Linked DNA regions of Mus musculus: regions 1 and 2 are each linked to region 3. Evidence: chromatin loops called from intact Hi-C (ENCODE). Cell type or tissue: left cerebral cortex. All regions are shown on one strand.

Region 1 (8,000 bases), 190 kb before region 3:
CTTCTTTGATTTCTTTCTTCACAGACTTGAAGTTCTTATCACACTGATCTTTCACTTCCTTAGTTAGAGTCACACCAAGGTATTTTATATTATTTGTGACTACTGTAAAAGATGTTGTTTCCCTAATTTCCTTCTCAGCCTGTTTATCCTTTGTGTAGAGAAAGGCCATTGATTTGAGTTAATTTTATATCAGCTACTGCACTGAAGCTGTTTATCAGGTTTAGGAGTTCTCTGGTGGAATTTTTAGGGTCACTTATATATACTATCATATCATCTGCAAATAGTGATATTTTGACTTTTTCCTTTCCAATTTGTATCCCCTTGACCACCTCCTGTTGAATTGCTCTGGCTAGGACTTCAAGTAATATATTGAATAGGTAGGGAGAAAGTGGGCAGCCTTGTCTAGTCCCTGATTTTAGTGGGATTGCTTCCAGCTTCTCTCCATTTACTTTGGTGTTGGCTACTGGTTTGCTGTAGATTGCTTTTATGTTTAGATATGGATGGGTCCTGAACACAGAGCAGAAGGTTCCCCACCTACAAAGGACATGTGAAAATATTTTATGATAATTACATACAGTGTAGCCCATTAAAGAAATAACATTCAATAAGATCCTTCTTGTCCCATTTAGAAATTCATAACACTTGAGTGAAAATGTCTTTTCTTCATATGAACACAGTTATAGTGTATTCTAATGTGTCTAATTACTAATACACCTGGACACGAAAAAAATACACTATTGTTGTTAGTAGCACAGAGTAGAACTCTCAGGCATTCAAGATTAACTCTCTTTTCTGTTGCTTCTGTGTTAAAAAAAATCTTCTTCTTGCTATAAAACCTTGTAGAGTTTACTTTATAATGTGCATATGAAAATACATCAAGATAATGAAATGCAGTCTACCCAACTAAAGGAAATACCATTTACTAAGATCCTTCTTTTCACATTTAGAAATTTGCGTCAATTGAGCAAAAATGTCTTCATATAAATACAGCTATAATATACTCTAATGTGTCTGCTTACTAATACACCTGAACTCTAAAAAAATACACTGTTGTTATAACTAGCAAAGAGTAGAACTCTCAGGCATTCAAGGTTAACTCTCTTTTCTGTAGAATCTGTATTAAAAAAAAAAAAAAACTCTTCTTCTTTCTATAAAGCCTTGTACAGTTTTCTTTATAATGTGCTTATGAAAATACGTCAAGATAATGAAATACAGTGCAGCCAACTAAAGGAAATAACATTCAATAAGATCTGTCTTAGGGTTTCTATTCCTGCACAAACATCATGACCAAGAAGCAAATTGGGGAGGAAAGGGTTTATTCCGCTTACACTTCCATACTGCTGTTCATCACCAAAGGACGTCAGGACTGGAACTCAGGCAGTCAGGAAGCAGAAGCTGATGCAGAGGCCATGGAGGGATGTTCTTTACTGGCTTGCTTCCCCTGGCTTGCTTAGCCTGATCTCTTATAGAACCAAGACTACCAGCCCAGAGATGGCCCCACCCACAAGGGGCCTTTCCCCCTTGATCACTAATTGAAAAAATGCCTTACAGTTGGATCTCATGGAGGCATTTCCTCAACTGAAGCTCCTTTCTCTGTGATCACTCCAGCTGTGTCAAGTTGACACAAAACTAGCCAGTACAAGGTCCTTCTTATCATAAATATTCACATCAATTGAGCAAAAATGTCTTGTTTTCTATGAATAAGCACAATTTTAATGTATTCTAATTTGTCTAATTACTAATACACCTGTACACTAAAAAAATACACTATTATTGTTACTAGCACAGAGTAGAACTCTCAGGCAGTCAAGATTAACTCTTTTCTGTGTTAAATCACTTTTCTTCCTGCTATAACACCTTGTACAGGTTTCTTCATAATGTGCTTATGAAAATACATCAAGATAATGAAATGCAGTGTATACAACTAAAGAACATACAATAAGATCCTTATTGCATTTAGAAATTCACATCAATTAAGTGAAAATGTCTTGTTTTCTTTGAATAAAAAGAGTTATAATGAATTCTAATGTGTCTAATTACTAGTACACCTGGTCACTACATCACAGATGGGATGGTCACTGCATCTCAGGTGGAATGGTCACTGCATCAAAGTTGGAATTGTCACTGCATCACAGGTGGGATAGTCACTGCATCACAGGTGGGATGGTAACTATATCTCAGGTGGCATGGTCATTGCATCCCAAGTGGGATGGTCAAAACATCTCAAGTGGGATGGTCACTGATTCTCTGGTAAGACTCACTACATCTCTCAGATGGGGTGGTCACTGCATCCCATGTGGGATGTTCACTGCATCTCAGGTAAGATGGTCACTGCATCTCAGGAGGGATGGATACTACATCTCAGGTGGGGTGGTCACTGCATCACAGGTGGGATTGTCATAGTATCTCACGTGAGATAGTCACAACATCTCAGGTGGCATGGTCACTGCATCTCAGGTGGGACAGTCACTGCATCACTAGTGGGATTGTCATCCCATCTCACTTGGGATGGTCACAACTTCACACGTGGGATAGTCACTGAATCTTAGGTGGATGGTCACTGCATTTCTGTTAAGACGACTCTCTACATCTCAGGTTGGATAGTCATTGCATCCCATGTGGGATTTTCACTGTATCTCAGGTAAGATGGTGACTTCATCTCAGGAGAGACGATCACATCTCAAGTGGTCACTTCATCTCAGGTGGGATGGTCACTACATCTCAGGTGGGATAGTCAACTGCATCACAGGTGGGATTATCATCCCATCTCACCTGGGATGGTCACTACATTTCAGATGGCATAGTCACTGCATCCTAGGTGGAATGGTTACAACATCTCAGGTGGCATGGACACTGCATCTCATGTAAGAATCACTCAGGTAGAATGTTCACTGCATCAAAGGTGAGATGGTCACTGCATCTCAGGTGGATGGTCACTGTATCTCAGGTAGGATAATCACTGTCAATACATCTCAAGTGGCATGCTCACTACATCTCATGTGGGATGGTCACTGCATCACAGTTGGGATCGTCACTGCATCTCAGGTGAGATGGTTACTGCATCTCAGGTAAGAGTCATTACATCTCCCTTGGGATGGTCACTGCATCACAGGTGAGATGGTTACTGCATCCGCTCCGGTTGGTGTCAAAGGATATGGATTTGCCTGCGGTGAAGCGGCCACGGTGAGGGGAGGCCGGGCATGCGGGCGCTTCGACCCGGTGACAGGGCAGCGTATTAATACGGTACGTTCCTGGGAGGTTAGACCCGGAGATGTACAGGTAGGAACTACACCTCCCAGCGTGCCTCCCAGTGAAACTCGGGGCTACTGTGGCGTCACTTCCTATGGCAAACAGGAAGTCATGCCTAAAGCAGGAAATAACTGCAACTCCCAGCATGCTTGAACCCTAACTTCCAGACAGGAAGTTCCTCCGTTCCAACAGGAAGTGAGTCCTTCTACCGCATTGTAAATCTCACGAGAACTCGGAGCGGCAGCGTGACATTGAAGACTTCCAGTTCCGGGTTCCGCTGATCAGAAGCGGACAAGCAAACAGCGGATGTGCAGTTCCTCTCTTCGCCGAACCCGGTTTTCCCTTTCGGAGCAGCGCGACCGATTTCCGGTTTCCCCGCCGCAACCACCGTTACCCCCCCCCCGCCCCAATCCCCGGCGACTCCAGCGACGTCACCGGTTCAGCTCCTGACCTTTCGGCGAACCGCAGAACCACAGGCGACCCGTTCGACGTCATCACTCCCCGCCCAGATGTCGCTGTGACATCACCCCGCACGTGCCTGCGCTGGCACCGCGTCGTCCTGGCGAGCGCCTCCTCGCGGCGGAAGGAGATCCTGGGGTTCGCTGTGCGAGACATGTCGGCGGGGTTTCACGTGAGTGACACTTGGTCCCCACGGGATTGACAGCGACTAGCGGAGTGGCATGTGGACGTAGCTTCAGGTGAGTGACCTGTTTTTTCCCAAGAGGCACTGACAGACAGGCCAGGGACGGAGCCTGAGCGAGGGCTGGGAGTGGCTGAGCGTGAGTGACAGGGGCCTGGGGCGGGGTCTTAACTAAGCTCCTGCAAGAGACATAGATTTGCATGGGGTCTAAGTTTCATTGCTGCTCGTTTGCATGAATTTGAGTGAATTTGAATGGCTGCTTGGTTTTGTTCTACCCAGGTTTATATAACCTCCCCTGACCTGTATAAATTAGCATATCGTGTACGTTGGGAATTTGCATACGCTCATGTGACATCAGTTTCGCATGATGAAAATTTGCATAAATTTGCATAATGACAGCTCCCCTGAGTAAATTTCCATAAACATAAACGATGTTATGGCTTTACTCTGCGTGTATTTGTCATGTAAATTTGCATGCATTTGCATAAAACTGCATGACGTTATGGCTTTTCCTGAGTTCAGATGATGTCACAGTTTCCCTCCTTGCCATTGACACGTGTCCAGATGATGTCATCACCCTGTGACACCCCCCCCCCCGCATTTGTATATATTGTATATATTCTCTTGACGTCCTGGCTGGGGGTGTGCCCAAGAGTGATTGAGTCATTGTGGGCAGGGCCTTGACGCGTGTCTGACCCCACCCATTCACCCCTTCCCCCCACCCCAGGGCCTGGCCTTCATGGTCGTCCATCCTGCCTTCCCCGAGATGCTGAGCAAGGCCACCTGGCCCTGCCTCCAGTACTTTGCCGCGAGGGGGGGGGGGCACAAAGGTCAGTGGGAAGGGGCCTCAGGGTAGCTACTTTCATCTTTTTAGGAAGATGGGCGTGGTCTGTTGGTGGCCATACCCACTGTAAGTGGCATCATGATTGCAGTTCTGAGTTTGGGAGAAGAGGGTGGGTTCTGGGGATGATGGAGCGGGGAAATGAGGTCACCACACCAACCACAAGTGATGTCACTTCCTGCTTTTTGGGAGCTTTATGGGCAAGACATCAGGATGGTGGGTGGGGCCAGGCCCACTGGAAGTGATGTCATTTTCAGGATTTCTGACTTGTGGGTGGGGCTTCTGTGAGGGGCTGCCAGGAAGTCTGGTATGATGTCACTTCCAGCTCCACCCGTCCCTCCCCCAGGAAGACCCAGAGACCTTGACCCTGTGGTGGTGTGTGGCCCTGCCCCTTCCACACCCATTGCAGGCCTCGACCCTTTTCATCTTATCCCCGCCCACTTCCCAACGCCATTGCACACTTCCAGCCAAGCCCACTGTGCCTGGCCATGCCCTCCACTTCCTGTCCCGCCCATCACCTCAGGCCCTGCCTGCTTACTTCCTGTCATGCAAATTTGTGCAAATCTATTCAGGTGACCTCACTGACCCCGCCCCTGACTCCACCCCTTGTGATGACCCCACCACTGACCCACAGGCCTTGGAGGGGCTGATCCTGGAGAAGTCAAAGGACCAGGAGGACGCCATGGGGGGTGCTGTACAGGTGAGTGGGGCCTTCTGGGGACGGAGCAGGCAGAACAGAAAGTGACATCATAGGAGAAAACAGGAAGTGAAAAGTGGGACTGGAAGTGGTGGGCATAGTCAAGAAGTGATGGGCATGGTGGTTTGGTGGGCATGGCCTGGATGAACCCTGACCCCTGTGACCCCGTCCCATCCCCCAGGCTGAGCAGGAAGCAGAGCAGCACAGCGTCATCATGAGGGTAGCCATCTTCACCTGGGGCATCCACGGAGGTGAGCAGAGTGTTGTGGGCAGGTTCACAGGGTCAATGTTGGCAGTGGGGGGGGCGGGGGGGAGCGTTACTTTGTGGGGCGGGGCCTGGGGTGACGTCATTGGGGAGGGAGCTTCCTGTCTATGCCATAACTTACTTTCTGCAGGGTCATAACCTGGAGGTGGGTCTTTTATGTTGGGGATGGGGTTAGATGACATCATCAGTGTGTGGGGGTGGAACTTCCTGTATGAGGTGGGACTTCCTGTCTGAGGCCCTGACAGGAAGTACCACCCCCACCCCAGGAAGTTTAGGCCAAATGAGTCACCCAGGCCCTGCCCCTGACCCCCAAGGCCCCACCCCATCGCCTGACCCTGCCCCCTTTCCCCGCAGGCCCTGCCCAGGAAGTGACTTTCTCTCTACTGTAGGAGGAGCTGATCCACGACTACTTGGACAACAGCACACCAGCGAAGGATGGTGAGGCCCTGCCCCCTGCCTGCACATGACACTGCCCACGCCCTGTCTGAGACTCTACCAAGTGGTTCTGGGATAATAGATTGAGGGGATGGGGGCTGCATACATTTGCATGATTTTGCATATTTTGGGCTCATTTGAATAAATTTGTATAAGTTAACACCAGTTCTCTCAGGACAAATTTGCATAGATTTGTGTGTGACGTCTTGGGCAAATTAGCATAAACCAAAATGATGTCATAGTTGTGCTCTGCATGCGTTTTTTGTGGGTTTTGCATGAATTTGCATACATCAGCTTCTTTGAAGTAGGTTTGCATGAGCTGAGGTGACTTTGGTGGCTTCCTCTGTGAATTTGCATAAATTTGCATAAACCTGAATGATAACACAGTGATGCTCTGGGTGGATTTGCATGGCGTCATGCTTTCTGTCTGTATGACTTTGCATAAATTTGCATAAATCTTCATGGGCAAGGGGGAAGCTTCCATGGCTGTCAGCTGCACCAGCGAAGTGACGTCACATGACCTCATTTGCATGACCAGAGTCACTTTGCATAAATTAACATAAACTAGTGATCGATCCCCCTTGAGTGCTGTGACCTCGACGTGACCCCTGACCTACCGCTGACCCCGGTGTGACCCCACAACCCCAAGGTGATCCCTGACCTCCCCATGACCCCAGCAACCTCGAAGTCACCATGTAATCCCACCATGACCCTGACCCAACAGGGACAAGGCCTGGGGCCTCCGCCATCCATGCGTGGGGAGTGATGCTGGTAGAGGGCAAATTGGTGACGTCATCAATGCAGCGGGCTTCCCACTCAACCACTTTAGCCGCAAGCTTGCAAGGGCAGCTGCCAGAGACAGGAAGTGACATCGCTGTGGAGAGGGCAGCAGGAAGTGAGGTCAGAGTGGGGGTGATGGGAAGTAATGTCATGGGCTCAGGAAGTGATGTGCTGCTGCTCTACATGTGTACGTATATGCCTGGTCTGTGATGCTGCAGAATATGTGTACATGTGTGCTGGGTGTGGGATGTACATGTATGCCTCATGTTTGCCTGGTGTGTGATGCCACTTTACATGTGATCCAGGTGTGAGATGATGCTGTACATGTATACATGTGTACCTGGTGTGTGATGCCAGTGCATTGTGACTGGTGTGTGATGCGGATGCACATGTGTGCTTGTTGTGTGAAGCTACTTCACATGTACACATGTGTGCCAGGTGAGTGATGCTGTTTCCCCTGTGTATATGTATGCCTGTTGTCTGATGCTGCTTCACATGTGTTCATATGCGTCTGTTGGGGGATGCCGCTGGATATGTCTACCTTGTTTTTAAACTACATTACATGTGTGACCAGTGTTTGATGCGACTCTACATGTGTACACGTGTGCCTTGTGTATGATGCTGCTGCAAATGTGTACACGTATGTCTCGTGTGTGCTGCTGCAGCACATGTATACATGTGTGCCTGAGTGTGCTGCTGCTGTACATGTGAACATGTGTGCCTTGTATGTGAGGCTGCTGCACATGTGTATATGTGTGCCTGGTATCTGAGCTTGCTGTACGTGTGTACATATGTGGCTGGTGTGTGATGACAGTGTACATGTGTCCATGTGTACCTGGTGTGTGTTGCTGCTGCCATGTGCACATGTGTGCCTGTTGTGTCATGCTGCTGTGCATGTGTACATGTGTGCCTGAGTGTGCTGCTGCACATGTGTACATGTGTGCCTGGTATGTGATGTTGCTGCACATGTGTTCATGTTTGCTTGGTCTGTGATGCCTCTGTACATGTGTGCCTGTTGTATGATGCCACTTTCCATGTGTATGTGATACCACTGTACATGTGTGCTTGGTGTGTGATTCTGCTGCACATGTGT
Region 2 (8,000 bases), 61 kb before region 3:
CTCTCTGTCTCTCTCTATTAAAAAATAAAGTTCTGAACTCTGGGTGTGATTTGAGGGTGTTTCCAGAGGGGTTTACTGAAGGGGAAAGCAGGCCTGTGTAAGGAAAGTCTCATTGAATAGTGTAAGCAGGACCCAGGTGGGGTTGAGCTGTGGAAGATGAGGCTATGTAGACAGGAGTAGAGGGAGGAGGACACCTCAAGCAGAGGAGCAGCAAGGGAGCACAGGGACACAGGGAAACAGTGGTGCATCTTAGGGGGACTGCAAGTCAGCATAGCTGGAGAATAAAACATGGAAGAATGGTGGAGTCTGGCGTGGTGGCACACGCCTTTAATCCCAGCACTCGGGAGGCAGAGGCAGGCGAATTTCTGCGTTTGAGGCCAGCCTGGTCTACAGAGTGAGTTCCAGGACAGCCAAGGCTACACAGAGAAACCCTGTCCCCCCCCCCAAAAAAAAACAACAACAACAAACAACAAACAAAAAGAATGGTGAGAGATGGGGCTGGAGAGATGGCTCAGAAGTTAAAAGCACTGGCTGCTGCTCTTCCAGAGGTCATGGGTTCAATTCCCAGCACCCACATAGAAGCTCACGTCGGTCAGTAATTCCAATTCTAGGGGGTCTGGCACCTTCAAACATACATACAGACAAAGCACCAAGACACGTAAGACAGAAATACATAAATCTTAAGACACAAAACTCTGCTTTGAGAGACACTGCTCTGTGTGTGGATGAGGGGGAAAGGAACGTATTTACTTCTTTAGAAAAGGAACTTGTTTGTTTCTTTGTAGCACAGGCTGACCTCACACTAACTGTAGACCAAGGTTGACCTTCAGTTTCTGAATCTCCTGCTTCAATTTCCCAAGTATTCAGATTACAGGCATTTGCCACTGTGTCCAGATTTTCAGAGGCTGAGGATCAAAGTCAGGTTTTTGTCTGCTAGGCAAGTGCTCCACCCACTAAGCCAGATCCTTAACCCTGGACTCCCCTTTTCTTGAGTACCTTTTGTGGCCTAAGAACAAGCACACATGTCTTTTGACCTAATCTTTATGTAAATCCTGTAAGGGAAGGTAAACACTCTTATCCTACTGTGAAAAAAGCTGTTCGGAGACACTAAGTTATTTAGAGGGAATTTCATCTTGGAAGCACTGGTTTTTCACCCTCGGCTCCCAAGCAGAAGAACCTGGGCCAGTGGGAACGATATATATCCAGTCCTGCTGGCAGGTGAGTTGGCCCAAACAGAGATGGAAGTGCAAAAAGCAAGCCAAACCCAGCAAGGAAAGGCAAGCCAAACCCAGCAAGGAAGTAGTTCAAGAATCAAACACTATCCAGAAGTCAGTTGTTAAAGCCAAGAAAGGTAAAGTTTGCACAGCCAAAATGTCACCAGAATTTGGCCCCAAAGCCAAGTTCATCACTGGAGCTGGACCAGCAGAGTCAGGAGGAAGGCCAGGAACCTCTGGAAGTGGGCAAACTACCAGATAGACCTTAAGCTGCTGGCCCAGCTAAAATCAAAATTCTAGGAATTAAGGGGTAGCAGTGACACAAGGAGATAAGGTGTTTTTCTTTTTTGATTTTTTGAGATGGGCATTCTCTTGTCCAGGCTGATCTTGAACTTGTTCTGTAACTGGGGATGACTAAAGTCTTGATTTTCCTGCTGCATCATCTTAGTTTGGCTGGAGCCATACCTATTTTTATCTCCAGTTTTTTTAATTTGATAAACTTTATTTTACAAACTTGTGAGATAAGAGCTGGGTAGTGGGGGTGGGGGTGGCAGTGCACCCTGGCTTTTAATCCCAGTACTGAACAGGCAGAAGCAGGCAGATCTCTGTAAATTTGAGGCCAGCCTGGTCTATAGAGCAAGTTACACGGAGAAACCCTATCTCAAAAGACCAAAACCAACCAACCAAACAAAAACAAAACAAATTTGTGAATAAAATAAACATCATACACCAAAACCCATTTTTAAATAATTATTTATTCTTATTTTCTTCCTATTTTATGTCTTGGAGTGTTTGCCTGCACTTACGTATGTGTACCACGTGCACTCCTGGTGTTGGTGGAGGTAAGAAGCTGAAGTTGGAGTTATGGATGGTGGTGAACCAAACCCAGGCCCGCTGCGAGGGCAGCCGGTACTCTAAATGGCCAGGCCAGTTCTTTAGCCCTCAAATCACTTTTAAGCACTGAGGAAGCTGAAGCAGAGTGTAATGTTGGGCAGAAATCACAGCTGATACTATGTGACCTGGGAAGATAACCCAGGCCTGAGGAACTGAGTTGTGACCCCCCAGTAATCCCTGCACTGGGGGGACTGGGTCTGGGGTAGGAGTGGGGTAAAGACTGTCACATCTTTAGAGCTCACTGGCCAACCACTTACCCAGTCAGTGCATTCCACAGACAGGGAGAAACTACCACAAATAAGCAAACTAAAACTAAACAAACAAAACCAAACAAACTCAAGGGGCTTCTGGAGAGATGGCTCGGTGGTCAAGAGCATGTATTGCTCTTACAGAGGACACTGGTTTGGTTCCCAACACCCACATGGCAGATCATAACTATCTACAACTCTCATTCCAGGGGATCAACATCCAATTCTGATCTCCGTGGGCACCAGGTACATACACGGGATACAAACATATATAATGTTGGCAAAACATTCAAATACATAAAATAAAATTCAAAAATCTCTGTGTAGCCCTGACTATCCTAGAACTTGATTTGTAGACCAGGCTGGCCTTGAACTCAGAGATTCTGCCTCCCAAGAGTTAAGATTAAAGTCACCTTGCTAACATTTTTTTTCCAATGAGGTCAATCTCTGACTTAGAGAGACATGCATGTGCACATGCATATGCACACGTGCACACACCCACACACACCTAAGTGCACATATGCACCATACAGGATCTGGAATGCTAGGCCCAAGGTTTAATTGATATAAATTCCATCGTTTTCTTTTTTTCTGCTATGGAAGCACCCAGTCAGAGAAAGCTTCTGGTTTTGTTTTTTAAAGATTTATCCAGGGGCTGGTGAGATGGCTTAGTAAGAACACTGACTGCTCTTTTGAAGGTCCTGAGTTCAAATTCCAGAAACCACATGATGGCTCACAACCAATTGTAATGTGATCTGACGCCCTCTTCTGGCATGTCTGAAGTCAGCTACAGTGTACTTATACAGTATAGTAAATAAATCTTTGGTCCGGAGCAAGCAGGGACAGAGCGAGGAGCGAGGCTGATCAGAGCAAGCAGCGGTCCTAAAAATTCAACTCCCAACAACCACACGAAGGGTCACAACCATCTGTACAACTACAGTGCACTCACATACATAAAATAAATAAATAAATCTTTTTAAAAATTTATCTACTTTTACTTATATGAGTACACTGTAGCTGTCTTCAGACACACCAGAAGAGGGCATCAGATCTCATTACGGATGGTTGTGAGCTACCATGTGGTTGCTGGGAATGGAACTCAGGTCCTTCAGAAGAGCAGTCAGTGCTCTTAACCACTGAGCCATCTCTCCAGCCCTAGAGTTTCTGATTTAATTTGCTTCTCTGTTGCTGTAATAAAACACTGCCCGCCAAGAGTAACTGGGGGAGGAGAGGGTTTATTTGCGCTGCAGGGTTCCGGCATCAGGACCTCAAGGCAGGAGCTTGAAGTAGCAATCATGGAGAGACATTATTTACTGGCTGGCTTCCAGACTTGCATTCTGCTATCTTTCTTATACAACCCATTACTACCTGCCCAGGGGATCACCTCCCACAGTGGGTTGGGCTCTCGCCTCCATCAATTAGCTATCAAGAATATACCCCACAGACCAATCAGATGCAGGCAATTCCTCAGTCGAGATTTCCTTTTCCCAGACATCTCTAGATTGTGTTGACAAAAATTAACCAGCACAGCTTCACAGATGATGAAATGCTTGTGCTGCCCAAGTGGCAGAGCAGTAGAGGAAGGACTGTAACAGGATCTCTGGGCAAAGGCACAAGGGTGCAACTGTCATTTCTATTACAGCCTGTTGTCTCCTTAAGAAGGGTTCGGCGCCTAGAATAGTGCCAGGGCTCCACGTGAGCTAGAAAAGTGTGTCAGCATGGTTTTTAGGAGTATAGACTGGATCAGAGTAGTGGAGGTAGGCTGAGAGGTCAGAAGATGGACAGGCCTTCCTAAGGTCATGGAGAAGTAGTTGGAGCCAGAGGCCATGTACAGACACAAGAGGTGGAATCAGTTAACTGTGCTTCCCGCAGAGCGTTAAAAGGAAGGCCAGGAGTAAACCAGACTAGGGAGAGAAAACACAGAGCCCAATAATGTTTAGGAGTTTAAGCTCTAGGAGGCCTGGTGACACCCTGAGAAATGGAGGACAGTGACATGTGCCCATCTGCAAGCAAAATGGTTGGAGCAGTGAGAAACCGAGAATGGCGGTTGCCGAGAGAACACGCGTGGGTAGTGCAGCCTCAGCAGACACACTCAGGGGTTGCATGTGGGAGGAGGGGCTCCCAGACTTGAGGACTGGAGAAAGCATTAGCAACCTGACAGAACCGGGTTAACAAAGGAAGGACTACATCTCCCAGCATGCTCGGGTTCGGTGGGGTGACGGCTGGCGGTGGCTGCGCCGCATCCGACTGGTGGGCGCGGGACCTGGGTGGGCACCGGAGCCTGTCATCCCTGAGGGGTCCGTGGGGTGCGGGCGGCGATGCACCGCTGTCCCTCGCCCAAGGGCCGCGCCGGGCTCTTGTTCCCCGCCCCGCGGCCCCGCCCCTTGCCCCACCCCAGACGGGAGACCTAACCCGGGCCGCAGCGCAGCGGCCGCAGCAACATCACTCTCACCGCCGCTGTTCCGCCCCATCCTTTTCTGTTTTTCTCTCATTCTCCGGTGGCGGCGGCGGGGAAGGCGAAGGAGAGGCAACAGCAGCCAGCCTTGGCTGCAATGAATGATCCTCCACCCGGAGGGGAGGACTCCAGGTGAGCCTCTGACCTCGGGAGGATCGGGACCCTCCGAGCCGCCCAGGACTCGCATCCCCCGCCATGGATCCCTAGGGGAAGGGAAAAAGGAGGAGGAAAAGACAGCTCTGCCGCCCACCCCCATCTCATTTTCCTCTTCCTTTATCTCATTGTTGCCGAAGCTGTAGCCGTAGCGCTCACTCTTGCTCCAGCATGGGGTGGATTCCAGGCACTACCCTTCGGCAGGAGCAGCTTGCGCGGTAACCTAGGGATTCTGCCTAATTCTACCTCTCCAGACTGTGCACAGAAAGCCGCGGAGAGCTGTGGAGGCCTGGACTGCAGCAGTCTCGGGGCCAACTCCCTGCATCCCCACCCTGGTAGGCTGCATGCGGATTGAAGAGAGGTGCCTGAGGGCTGGGCCAGCCCGACTGATCCCGACCTAGGAGTAGGGCAGAAGGACCGCCCAGGCTGCAGAGCGGCCCACCTGGAAGGACAGAGGTGCAAGATGGCCAGTAAGACCAAGGCCAGCGAGGCCCTGAAGGTGGTGGCCCGGTGCCGCCCCCTCAGTAGGAAGGAGGAGGCTGCTGGTCATGAGCAGATTCTGACCATGGACGTGAAACTGGGCCAGGTGACTCTGCGAAACCCCCGCGCGGCACCCGGGGAGCTGCCCAAGACCTTCACTTTTGATGCTGTGTATGATGCTAGCTCCAAGCAGGCCGACCTGTATGACGAAACGGTGAGGCCCCTGATAGACTCAGTGCTTCAGGGTTTCAACGGCACCGTATTTGCCTATGGCCAGACTGGCACTGGCAAGACCTACACCATGCAGGGGACCTGGGTGGAGCCAGAGCTCCGCGGGGTTATCCCGAATGCCTTTGAGCACATCTTCACCCACATCTCCCGCTCCCAGAACCAGCAGTACCTGGTTCGTGCTTCCTACTTGGAGATCTACCAGGAGGAGATCCGAGACCTGCTATCCAAGGAGCCAGGCAAGAGGCTAGAGCTGAAGGAGAATCCTGAAACAGGGGTCTACATCAAGGACCTCTCTTCCTTTGTCACCAAGAATGTCAAGGAGATTGAGCATGTGATGAACCTGGGGAACCAAGCCCGAGCAGTGGGCAGCACCCACATGAATGAGGTCAGCTCTCGGTCCCATGCCATCTTTGTTATCACAGTGGAGTGCAGTGAGCGTGGCTCTGATGGCCAGGATCATATCCGAGTAGGCAAGCTCAACCTGGTAGACCTGGCCGGCAGTGAGAGACAGAACAAGGCTGGTCCCAACGCAGCTGGAGGGCCAGCCACACAGCCAACAGCTGGTGGTGGGAGTGGAAGTGGCAGCGCTAGTGGTTCTGCCAGCAGCGGAGAGAGGCCTAAGGAAGCTTCTAAAATCAATCTCTCGCTGTCCGCCCTGGGCAATGTGATTGCTGCTCTGGCTGGCAACAGGAGCACCCACATCCCCTACCGGGACTCCAAGCTAACCCGGCTGCTCCAAGACTCACTGGGGGGCAATGCCAAGACCATCATGGTGGCCACACTGGGTCCAGCTTCTCACAGCTACGACGAGAGCCTCTCTACCCTGCGCTTTGCCAACCGAGCCAAGAACATCAAGAACAAACCGCGGGTGAACGAGGACCCCAAGGACACACTGCTGAGGGAATTCCAGGAAGAGATCGCTCGCTTGAAGGCCCAGCTGGAGAAGAAGGGGATGCTGGGCAAGCGACCTCGGAGAAAGAGCAGTCGTAGAAAGAAGGCCGTGTCTGCCCCAGCCGGCTATCCAGAGGGGTCCGTGATTGAGGCCTGGGTGGCCGAAGAGGAAGATGATAACAACAACAATCACCACCCACCCCAGCCCATCTTGGAGGCAGCTTTGGAGAAGAACATGGAGAATTACCTGCAGGACCAGAAGGAACGGCTGGAGGAGGAGAAGGCTGCCATCCAGGATGACCGCAGCCTTGTGAGTGAGGAGAAGCAGAAGCTTCTAGAAGAGAAGGAGAAGATGCTGGAGGATCTACGGCGGGAGCAGCAGGCTACAGAGCTGCTTGCAGCCAAGTACAAGGTAAGGTCCCCAGACAATGCGAGTACTTTGATTGGTAGATTTTCATTTGAGGGTCTGTGAGTTGGCCTGAGTGGGATATCCCACCTCAGGACCACACACTGATGACTGCTCCGGAGCAGCTAAGCAAAGTACCATAATACTAGGTAGCTAGGTGCACTTACATGCGAGCATCCACACCAAGCAAAGTGGGGAGATGTCTTGGACCAGTGGACTCCAGATGCTCCGACCACCTCTGCCACTGTCTACCTGTGCAAATGACCCCAGGATTGGCCAGGTCTATGAGAAGCCACGCAGGACCTCTGTGAGTATGGCTTCTCACTTCTGCATGGCCCCCTCTCCTGATACTTTTTCTTCTCTCTGCAGTGTCTTTGGGCCTCGTATCATATTAATAGTATCAGACATTTGGATAGCACTTTACAGTTTACAAAGTACCCCATTTTTATATCATCTGGTCTCATCTTCATAGGAGCCATTCCAAAGAGTAGCTTTTAAAGCCCCATCTTACTGTTGAGGACTTAAGGCTCAGGAAGTGCCAAGGTTCTTTCTATTCTTCAGAGTAGCTGGGCTGAGATGCTACTTGCAGACTTCATGCTTTTAGTCTTCAGTAGCAAGGCCAGAGAATCCTGCTTCCTATGGAAATAGCCCAGTGGATGACAAAGTGCCAGGCCTACCCCTTGGTGTCATTAATAAGGAGACTCAGAGTGTCATGTAGGAGGAGGTGGGATGGAGAGAGAAGTGGGCTCAATCCCAGACCTGGAGTCTAGGCCTCTTAGGCTCAGGCCCATTGAGTGGCTGACTGGCTGTGGGTTTCCCTTTTCTTCCTACCTCCATTTCCCGTTTTATAAATAGTATGTTAGCCAGGGGTTCTACCAATCATCGGGGGGGGGGGGGGGGGGGAATAAAAAGAAAAAGAAAAAGCAACTGGCCTACACACTGAAGCCTCTTGTCAACTATGGCTAATTCCTTATTGTCTTGAGAGGTGCCGGGGCTTCTGCATCCTTCCTGAGCTGCCCACTTCCCAG
Region 3 (8,000 bases):
CTCTGCCTCTGAGTTATAAGATTAAAGGTATGTGCTACCACCACCTGAGGTTTTAAGAATCTCTAAGAAATACACATGCTATGTGTGTTCCACGTGTATGTGGATAGCCAGAGAGGCTTGTAGAGGAAATCAGAACCCCTACAAGTGGAATTGCAGATAGCTGTTGGTTTCATGTGGGTGTGCTGGGAACTGAATTTGGATCCTTTGCAAGTGCAGTCAGTGCTCTTAATGGCCACCCATCTCTCCGGCCCTTATTTTTAAGGAGGTGGGGGGGGGGGAGGCTTATGTGGCTCAGTGTGGTCTCATGCATACTTGGTATGTGGCCGAAGCTGGTTTTTAACTCCCAACCCTACCGCACACAGCATCAAGTCTGGTTCTTCAACATCAGTTTTGATGTTGCCTTAACTCCTCCACTATGCTCATTCAAATAAAGTTTCATGACTACAGAGCCTTGTGCATCTGCTCTATTTCTGCATTCTTAACATTTTTTTAAAGATTTATTTATTTATTATGAGTACACTGTAGCTCAGACACACCAGAAGGGGGCATCAGATGGTTGTGAGCCACCATGTGGTTGCTGGGAATTGAACTCAGGACCTCTAGAAGAGCAGCCAGAGCTCTTAACCACTAAGCCTTCTCTCCAGCCCCATTCTTAACATTTAAATCATAGTCTTTCACAAATAACCAGTAAGCACTCTTTTTTAAAAATTATTTCAACCTGGTATGATGATGGTACATACCTCTAAACCCAAGAGGCAGAAGCAGGTGGATTATTTGTGAGTTTGAGACCAGACATAGTAAGTTGCAGGCCAGTCAGAGCTATATACAGAGACCCTGTCAAACAAATAAAAAATCCACATGTTGGGGGATGGTAAGATAGCTCAGCTGGTAAGAGCACTTGACTGCTCTTCCGAAGATCCTGAGTTCAAATTCCAGCAACCACAGGGTGGCTCACAACCACCCATAATGTGATCTGATGCCCTATTCTGGTGCATCTACAGTGTACTTATCTATAATAAATAAATCTTTGGGTCGAGCGAGCAGGGACTGAGCGAGCAGGGTTGCCTAGAGAGAGCAGAGGTCCTAAATTCAATTCCCAACAACTATATGAAGGCTCACAACCATATGTACAGCTACAGTGTGTACTCATATACATGAAAATAAATAAATAAATAAATCTTAAAACAAAACAAAACAAAAAAAAACAAAAGCAACCTACATGTCCTGGTGTGGTTATACACACACAAACAGTTTCCTCTGGAGTTCAGAAGAGAACATCAGATGCTCTAGAGCTGGAATTGAAATTGTGCAATTGAGAACCACCTGATCTGGATATATCTTAGGGTTTTACTGCTGTGAACAGACACCATGACCAAGGCAACTCTTATAAGGACAACATTTAATTGGGGTTGGCTTACAGGTTCCGTCCATTATCATCAAAGCAGAGTATGACAGCATTTAGACAGGCATGGTGCAGTTGAGAGTTCTACATCTTTATCTGAAGGCTGCTGTGAGAAGACTGACTTCTAGGGACCTAGGACTAGAGTATTAAAGTCCACATCCACAGTGACACACCTACTCCAAATATGCCACACATCCTAATAGTGTCACTTCCTGGCCCAAGCATATACAAACCATCACAGAGTACTAGGAACCCAAGTCCTTTGGAAGAACAACAAGTCCTTTTAAGTCTAGCTATCTCTCTAGCCCATTCCTTTCTGTTTTTCTAGCAGAAACCTTCCTAGTGTTGACATGACAATCATGTGCCTCTGTGTTTGGTTTTGTTGTATTTCTTGGGACAGGGCGTTGAAATGCTGGGCCCAAGCCATCCTGAGTCACAAGAACTTCATCACCATACCTTGCTAAAAATAAACCTTGTGGTTTTGTTTGTTTGCAGACAGGTCTAGTTATATAGTCCAAACTGTTTAGAAACTTACTGTGTAGGCCAGGCTGGCATGGACCTAATAGCAATTCTCCTGTCTCTGCCTCCATGAATATGATGACAAGCTTGAAATAGCATGCCTGACATAAAAATGAATATTCATTGAATCAATCAGTCCATCTTTAGAGAGATCACCGAGGACTTTAAAAATCTAAATAAATTACCCTCTAATCCCAACTGAAGAACTATGGTTAGTTAGTGGCCTCTGAGGAAGAATCAGTTTTCTGTTTGGTGTGGCTTCTGTGTCACCACAATTCATGGATGGCCCACATCCAAAATTATATGGACAGTGTATGTTGGAGGCAATGGATTTAAATTAAAGATATGAAGTTAGAGGAGTTTAGGCAGGTGGTGGTGGATCTGGGAGGAATTATGGGGAGAAGTTGAGATGAATATGACCAAATATGCTAAATGAAAATTTCAAAGAATAAAAATATTCTAAAAATTGTTTAAGTTCTGGGCTGGAGAGATGGCTCAGCGGTTAAGAGCACTGACTGCTTGCTCTTCCAGAGGTCCTGAGTTCAATTCCCAGCAACCACATGGTGGCTCACACCATCTGTAATGAGATCTGATGCCCTCTTCTGGTATGTCTAAAGACAGCAACAGAGTACTCATGCAATAAATAAATCTTTAAAAAAAATTGTTTAAGTTCTATCAGTGAATAATAACATCAGGATGAATCTAAACCTATTTAGGTCTAGGCTGTGTCTCCCTCCATGTAAAAATCTATAATGAACTCTCTTGTTCTCTTGCTTCCCTCTTGCCCTCTTGGGCTTTTCCTCTCCCCCCCCCCTTCCGTATTCCCTTCCCCCTCTCTCCACATGTTCTTGGCCAGCCTCTATTTCTTTTCTTCTTCCTCTTCTTCTTCTCCTCCCTCCTCCTCTCCCCCCCTCTCTGCCTCTACTACCCTCTTAGCTCCCCTCCCCATGCCCTGAATACTCTATTCTATACTAAAATAAACAAATCTATAGTGAGTATAGAAGAACTATTTATTATTATTATTGGTAGAGATATAGTTCAGAGCATTTACCTAGTATGAGCAAGGCCCTCCATTCAATCTCTAATACAACAAAAACAACTTTAAAAATATTGCTGGGATCTGAGGAGCATTCGGACTATGAACAACATTTCAGACAACTTCAGAATGAATGGTGAAGTTCCTCAGGGGGGTGGGGTAGGAGAGGCTGAGGACTTCTGGATGGACAAACCCATGCTAACTAAGGAGTCACACAGACAGGCTGTCCCCAGATCCTTCTGGCTGACCTCCAGTTCCTCCACCATCCTTCCTGTTTCCTCCAGGTCTGCAGCATTTAGCCGCCACCAGTCCAGTCTGCTTAAAGTCACTGCTCTAGTTTCTCATCACACAGACACCTTAGCAAACAGAGAGACAGAGACACACCCTAGCAAAGAAAACTGAAAGGTGAAGTGGTATGTCCAGGTTCCCACATGTGTAATAGTCAGATGGGAATATGGGAATTCTGGCCAAGGCCAATCTGTCTAGTTTTGTTCTATACAGCCACTTGCTCTAGAGCATATCCCTTCCAATTGCAATATTTCCTCCAAATTGCAACATTTGCTCCAGGAGGGAGCAAGAAGCTTAGGAGCCCAGGTGGTAAACAAAACCCCATGCCCAGAGAACACCAACAATCCAAACATTGAGGAAAGGTTATCAATTTTTTTTTTCAAAAAAATCTAATTGTAGGCTGGGTGTGATGCTCCAACACTCAGGAGGCAGAGGCATGTGATCTCTGTGAGTCTGAGTCTAGCCTAGTCTTCATACAAAGTTCCAGAAAAGCTGGGGCTATAAAGAGAGACTCTGTTTTGTTTTGTTTTTGTTTCTGTTTGTTTTTTAGAGATAGGGTTTCTCTGTTTAGCCCTGGCAGCCCTGGAACTCACTCTGTAGACCAGGCTGGCCTCGGACTCAGAAATCCATCTGCCTCTGCCTCCCAAGTGCTGGAATTAAAAGGCGTGAGCCACCACTGCCCGGTGAGAGGCCTTTTAAAAAGCAAAAAAAGGAATCCACATTTATCACACAGACACACACACACACACTGTTGATGGTTCTTTTTTGAGACAGTGTCTGAAGGACAGCCTGGAACTTGCTCTGTAGCAGACCTTATGGATAACCCAAGCTTCTAATCTTCTTAGTGCTTAGATGACAAGGATGCACCATGACACAGAAAATATTTTGACAGAGAAAATATTGCCAATAGTAAGGAGTTCTATGAACTGCTGAAACCCATCTAGGGAGCGCCTACATTCTAGACAACAGGTTATCACTAGAGATGTGCCTTCATGGTGAAGGCCTGCAATCCCCGGTACTATGGAGGCTGAATAATTTGGATTGCAAGGTCAAAACTTGCCGAAGCTGGGGGCTGGAAAGATGGCTCAGCGGTTAAAAGCACAGACTGCTCTTCCAGAGGTCCTGAGTTCAATTCCCAGCAACCACATGGTGACTCACAACCATCTGTAATGAGATCTGATGCCCTCTTCTGGTGTGCATGAAGATAGAAATCCGTGTACACTTGCCTAAGCTACAGAACGAATTCAAGAACAGTCTGGATAATTTAGGGGGACGCTGCCTATGTAAAAACAACAGAATGGCTGGAGTACAGCTGAGTGGTAGAAGGCTTATGCTAGCCTGCAGGCTCAATCCCCAGTACCCATGGGAGGCGGAGAGCTTGCATTGAGCCACATCCCTAGCCGCTGTGCATTCTCCTCTATGTTGTTTACAAGAACAGATAATCAGAGATAAAATGTTCTGGATATTCAGGAGGGTGTTACTGACATTATGAAGAGTGAATAGTTTCTTGACTAGACATAGCTGAACCATTCAACAAATATTTAACGGATTCCTGATACATATAGGCTCTGTGCCAAGGGAGATAAAACATACTTCTTTGATGATACCAATCACATGTAAAAACACAATGCGATTTCTAAACTCCTTTTTAAAAAATATTTATTTTATGTATGAGTACACTGTAGCTGTCTTCACTGTAGCTGACACACCGGAAGAGGGCATCGGATCCCATGGTTGTGAGCCACCATGTGGTTGCTGAGAATTAAACTCAGAACCTCCGGAATAGTCAGTGCACTTATCCTCTGAGCCATAAACGTGGTTTCTGTTGGCCTAAAAAAGGTCTATTTACTTTGCGAGACAAGGCTTGGTAGCTAACAACTTAGTTTTTGGTATATTCACATCCTATACTAGAGAGTTGGTAAATCAATCTAACCTGTCTCATCTATTAATCAGATTAATAATAGACAAGAACTGCACGCGGTACGTCTTCAAAAAGATAAGCTTTGTAAAAAATGAACTTGAGGACAAGACGATGCATGCCTGTAATTACCAGTAATGGGAGACAGAAGTTCGGAGTTTAAGGTCCGCCTTACCTGAGCCTGTACCACAACAAAATAAAACATGCTGATTAAAACGGTAGTTGGCAAGATCACTTGATCGTCGGGCTCTTTAAGTTTCCAGAGCCACTCCTCAACACACGCTGCACGTAACCGCGCAATCAGCCTTTCCCGAAAGGAGCAGATTCTGTTTCCGCCAGAAGATCTTCCCGGCGGGTGTGACCGCCAGACATCCGACCCACAGACCATGGGCCGCCCTCCGTCGTGCGCAAGGGCTCGATGCGGAGACACCGGAAGTGCAGGGGCGTGGCTAACTGCTGCAGCCTGCCGGTCCGACGCCGAGGCTGGGGGCGCGCGCAAGTGCGCGCTCGTTCGCGCGGCCTGCAGCGTACAGTAGTGACGGCCGCGCGGCAGGGGTCACGTGACCACAGAAGCTGCTTGTACAGTAAGAACCCAATATGGCAGCGGCGGTAGCAGTGGCAGCGGCAGCAGGACCGGCCACCCCGTAGAGCCCCCTACCCCCGCCACTGCGCGCCTCCGCGGCCGCTTGCTCGCTGAGTTGCTTCTCGGGTCCGACTTCCCCTTTCTCCCACCTTTCCTGGCACCGCGGGAAAAGCAGTGCAGGGCGCAGCAGGCGAGGGAACGCAGCCGGAGCCGGGGCACGGAAGCCTCCCAGTCAGTCAGAACCGACATGAGGGAAAAGGGCCGTAGGAAGAAGGGCAGGACCTGGGCGGAGGCCGCCAAGACGGTAAGGAGGAGGGAGCAGAGAGAAAGGCTGGCAGGAGTTCGTTTTCTCGCCGGCCACCCGTCGCAAGGCAAGGGAGGTCACTTGGCCCCGCGACCGGGTTGAGGATCAGGAAAGCGCGCGCAGAGAGCGGCAGTTACGGGCGCGTTGGAGAGCCGTGAGGAGACCGAGGCGTCGGCGCGAGGAATCCGTCGCGCGACTGCGACTTCTCGCGGTGGCTACGACTGGACCTCCTCGGTGTTGTGAGGTTGCCTTTCGGGGTCATGTCGCTGTCGCCCCTACACTGTTACCCCTTGTCTCGGCCCTGTGTGTTGTGCTTGCCCAGTAACCGGTTCTTCTCCCTTGTGCGCCTCGGAGAGCCCCGATTGGATGCAGACAGGAGGCGGTTTGTGCGTGCTTCCAGCCCCGGAAAGGAGAGGGGAGCGCTTGAGCTCGGTGGCGTTCTCCTGTCGAGGCAGAGGTGCTGCCAGACCGGGGCCCCCGCTTATCTTGCTCCGGGAGCCAATGTGAGGTCACGAGGCTTTTGTGTTTGCTGTGAGAGCTGAAAGTGCAGGAGGTGTTTAGAAACGAAGTAACAGGTGGGACTCAGAATTTTTTTTTCTGTTTCCGTAGAGACCTACTCTGAGTAAGGCTGCAATGCATGGTGGGACGTGTAGTTTATTGGCTTTCTTTTTCTCCTTTCCTTTTTCCTTTCCTTTCCTTTCCTTTCCTTTTCTCTCCTCCCCTCCCCTCCTCTTTTCTTTTCTTTTCTTTTCTTTTCTTTTCTTTTCTTTTCTTTTCTTTTCTTTTCTTTTCTTTTCATTTCTTTTCTTCTTTTTTAAGTTAAAGTGAAAGTGGACCGGACCAATGAAGTTGTGATTAGTGCCCCTCACTCCAATTTTGTTATATGGAATTTAAAAGTCATTTAGCAATGAGTATTTGTGAGAAACATTGTTTTGAAAAATTTAAAACGTGTATTTACGAAGAAAAGAAACCTTAAGGAGAAATTGAAGTTTCATCAAGCATTAGTAGCATTTCAACCTCTTTAATAGTGGACAACATAGTGGGTTCTAATAACTGAACCTTTATGAATTATACGTTTTATTTTCTCTTTAAAAAGATGTGTGTGGGGGCTGGAGAGATGGCTCAGTGGTTAAGAGCATTGACTGCTCTTCCAGAGGTCTTGAGTTCAATTCCCAGCAACCACATGGTGGCTCACAACCATCTGTAATGGGATCGGATGCCCTCTTCTGGTGTGTCTGAAGATAGCAACAGTGTATTTGCATACATTAAATTAATTAATTTTAAAAAGGTGTGTATGTGTATGTGTATGTATGTATGGAGTGTGTACGTGGCTATGGAGCACGCATGTAGAGGTGATAGGACAACTTGTAGGAGTTGATGTAGGTTCTTAGGATCGAACTCAGGTTATCAGGCTTGCTGGCCAGCGCAGTTACCCACTGAGTAATCTCGAAAATCCTGGATTGTTTGTTTATTAATTTATTTTTTGAAAAAGGGTTTCTCTGCCTTGAAACGCTATAGACCAGGCTGGGCTTGACCTCAGAGATCCCCCTGCCTCTGCCTCCCAAGTCCTGGGATTAAAAGTATGAACCACCACTGACTGACTCCTTGTTTATTTTTTAAATGAGACTTACAGAATTCAAAAGTAATGTTCATCATGGAGAAATTTAGAAAAGTATGAAGAAAATAACTCAGTCCGTTCATTCTTTTATCGCCTAGTCTTGTTTCCCCAAATTTGAATTATATTGTTTATTCAACCTGTATTTTGTTTTTATAAGCCACGTACTTTTTTTGTTGAATGTTTTCCCTATATACATTTGTTTGTTTGTTTGAGGATAGCATCTCACATAATAAATGATGGCCTAAAGTTTGCAGCAATCTTCCTGCCTTTGCCCCCTTGGGTGCTGGGATTGTAGACATGTACCACCATGCCCAGTTTTATGGGATTCTGAG

The links. Peaks named below come from ENCODE experiments on the same cell type or tissue, not always from the same donor. Only the 100,000 strongest peaks of a DNase experiment are listed, where the experiment ranks them.
Region 1: a loop joins it to region 3, with 7 times the contacts of the local background. A loop is called at or near these places in 10 of 42 quality-filtered maps.
Region 2: a loop joins it to region 3, with 5 times the contacts of the local background. A loop is called at or near these places in 7 of 42 quality-filtered maps.

The regions. Positions count from the first base shown.
Region 1 is chr12:3,231,983-3,239,982 of GRCm38, forward strand. Rab10os (RAB10, member RAS oncogene family, opposite strand) reads left to right here and starts at 3,809. Exons shown (of 7, transcript NR_015551.1): 1 at 3,809-3,947; 2 at 5,303-5,430; 3 at 5,609-5,678; 4 at 6,047-6,130. In left cerebral cortex, a CTCF peak has its summit at 3,824; DNase peaks (open chromatin) are centred at 3,409, 3,753, 5,257, 6,566 and 1 more place; H3K4me3 peaks cover 1,714 bases; H3K27ac peaks cover 1,550 bases.
Region 2 is chr12:3,360,554-3,368,553 of GRCm38, forward strand. It overlaps Kif3c (kinesin family member 3C), which reads left to right and starts at 4,579. Exons shown (of 8, transcript NM_008445.2): 1 at 4,579-6,978. The coding sequence starts at 5,428. It overlaps I920046F24Rik (RIKEN cDNA I920046F24 gene), which reads right to left and starts at 5,020. Exons shown (of 1, transcript NR_164312.1): 1 at 2,956-5,020. In left cerebral cortex, a CTCF peak has its summit at 3,326; DNase peaks (open chromatin) are centred at 4,542, 5,159, 5,666, 6,095 and 2 more places; H3K4me3 peaks cover 3,822 bases; H3K27ac peaks cover 3,425 bases.
Region 3 is chr12:3,421,163-3,429,162 of GRCm38, forward strand. Asxl2 (additional sex combs like 2, transcriptional regulator) reads left to right here and starts at 5,695. Exons shown (of 13, transcript NM_001270988.1): 1 at 5,695-6,050. The coding sequence starts at 5,994. It overlaps 1110002L01Rik (RIKEN cDNA 1110002L01 gene), which reads right to left and starts at 5,585. Exons shown (of 3, transcript NR_030694.1): 1 at 5,339-5,585. In left cerebral cortex, CTCF peaks have their summits at 2,502 (motif pointing left), 4,954 (motif pointing right) and 7,289 (motif pointing left); DNase peaks (open chromatin) are centred at 4,637, 5,014, 5,598, 6,484 and 1 more place; H3K4me3 peaks cover 3,069 bases; H3K27ac peaks cover 2,011 bases.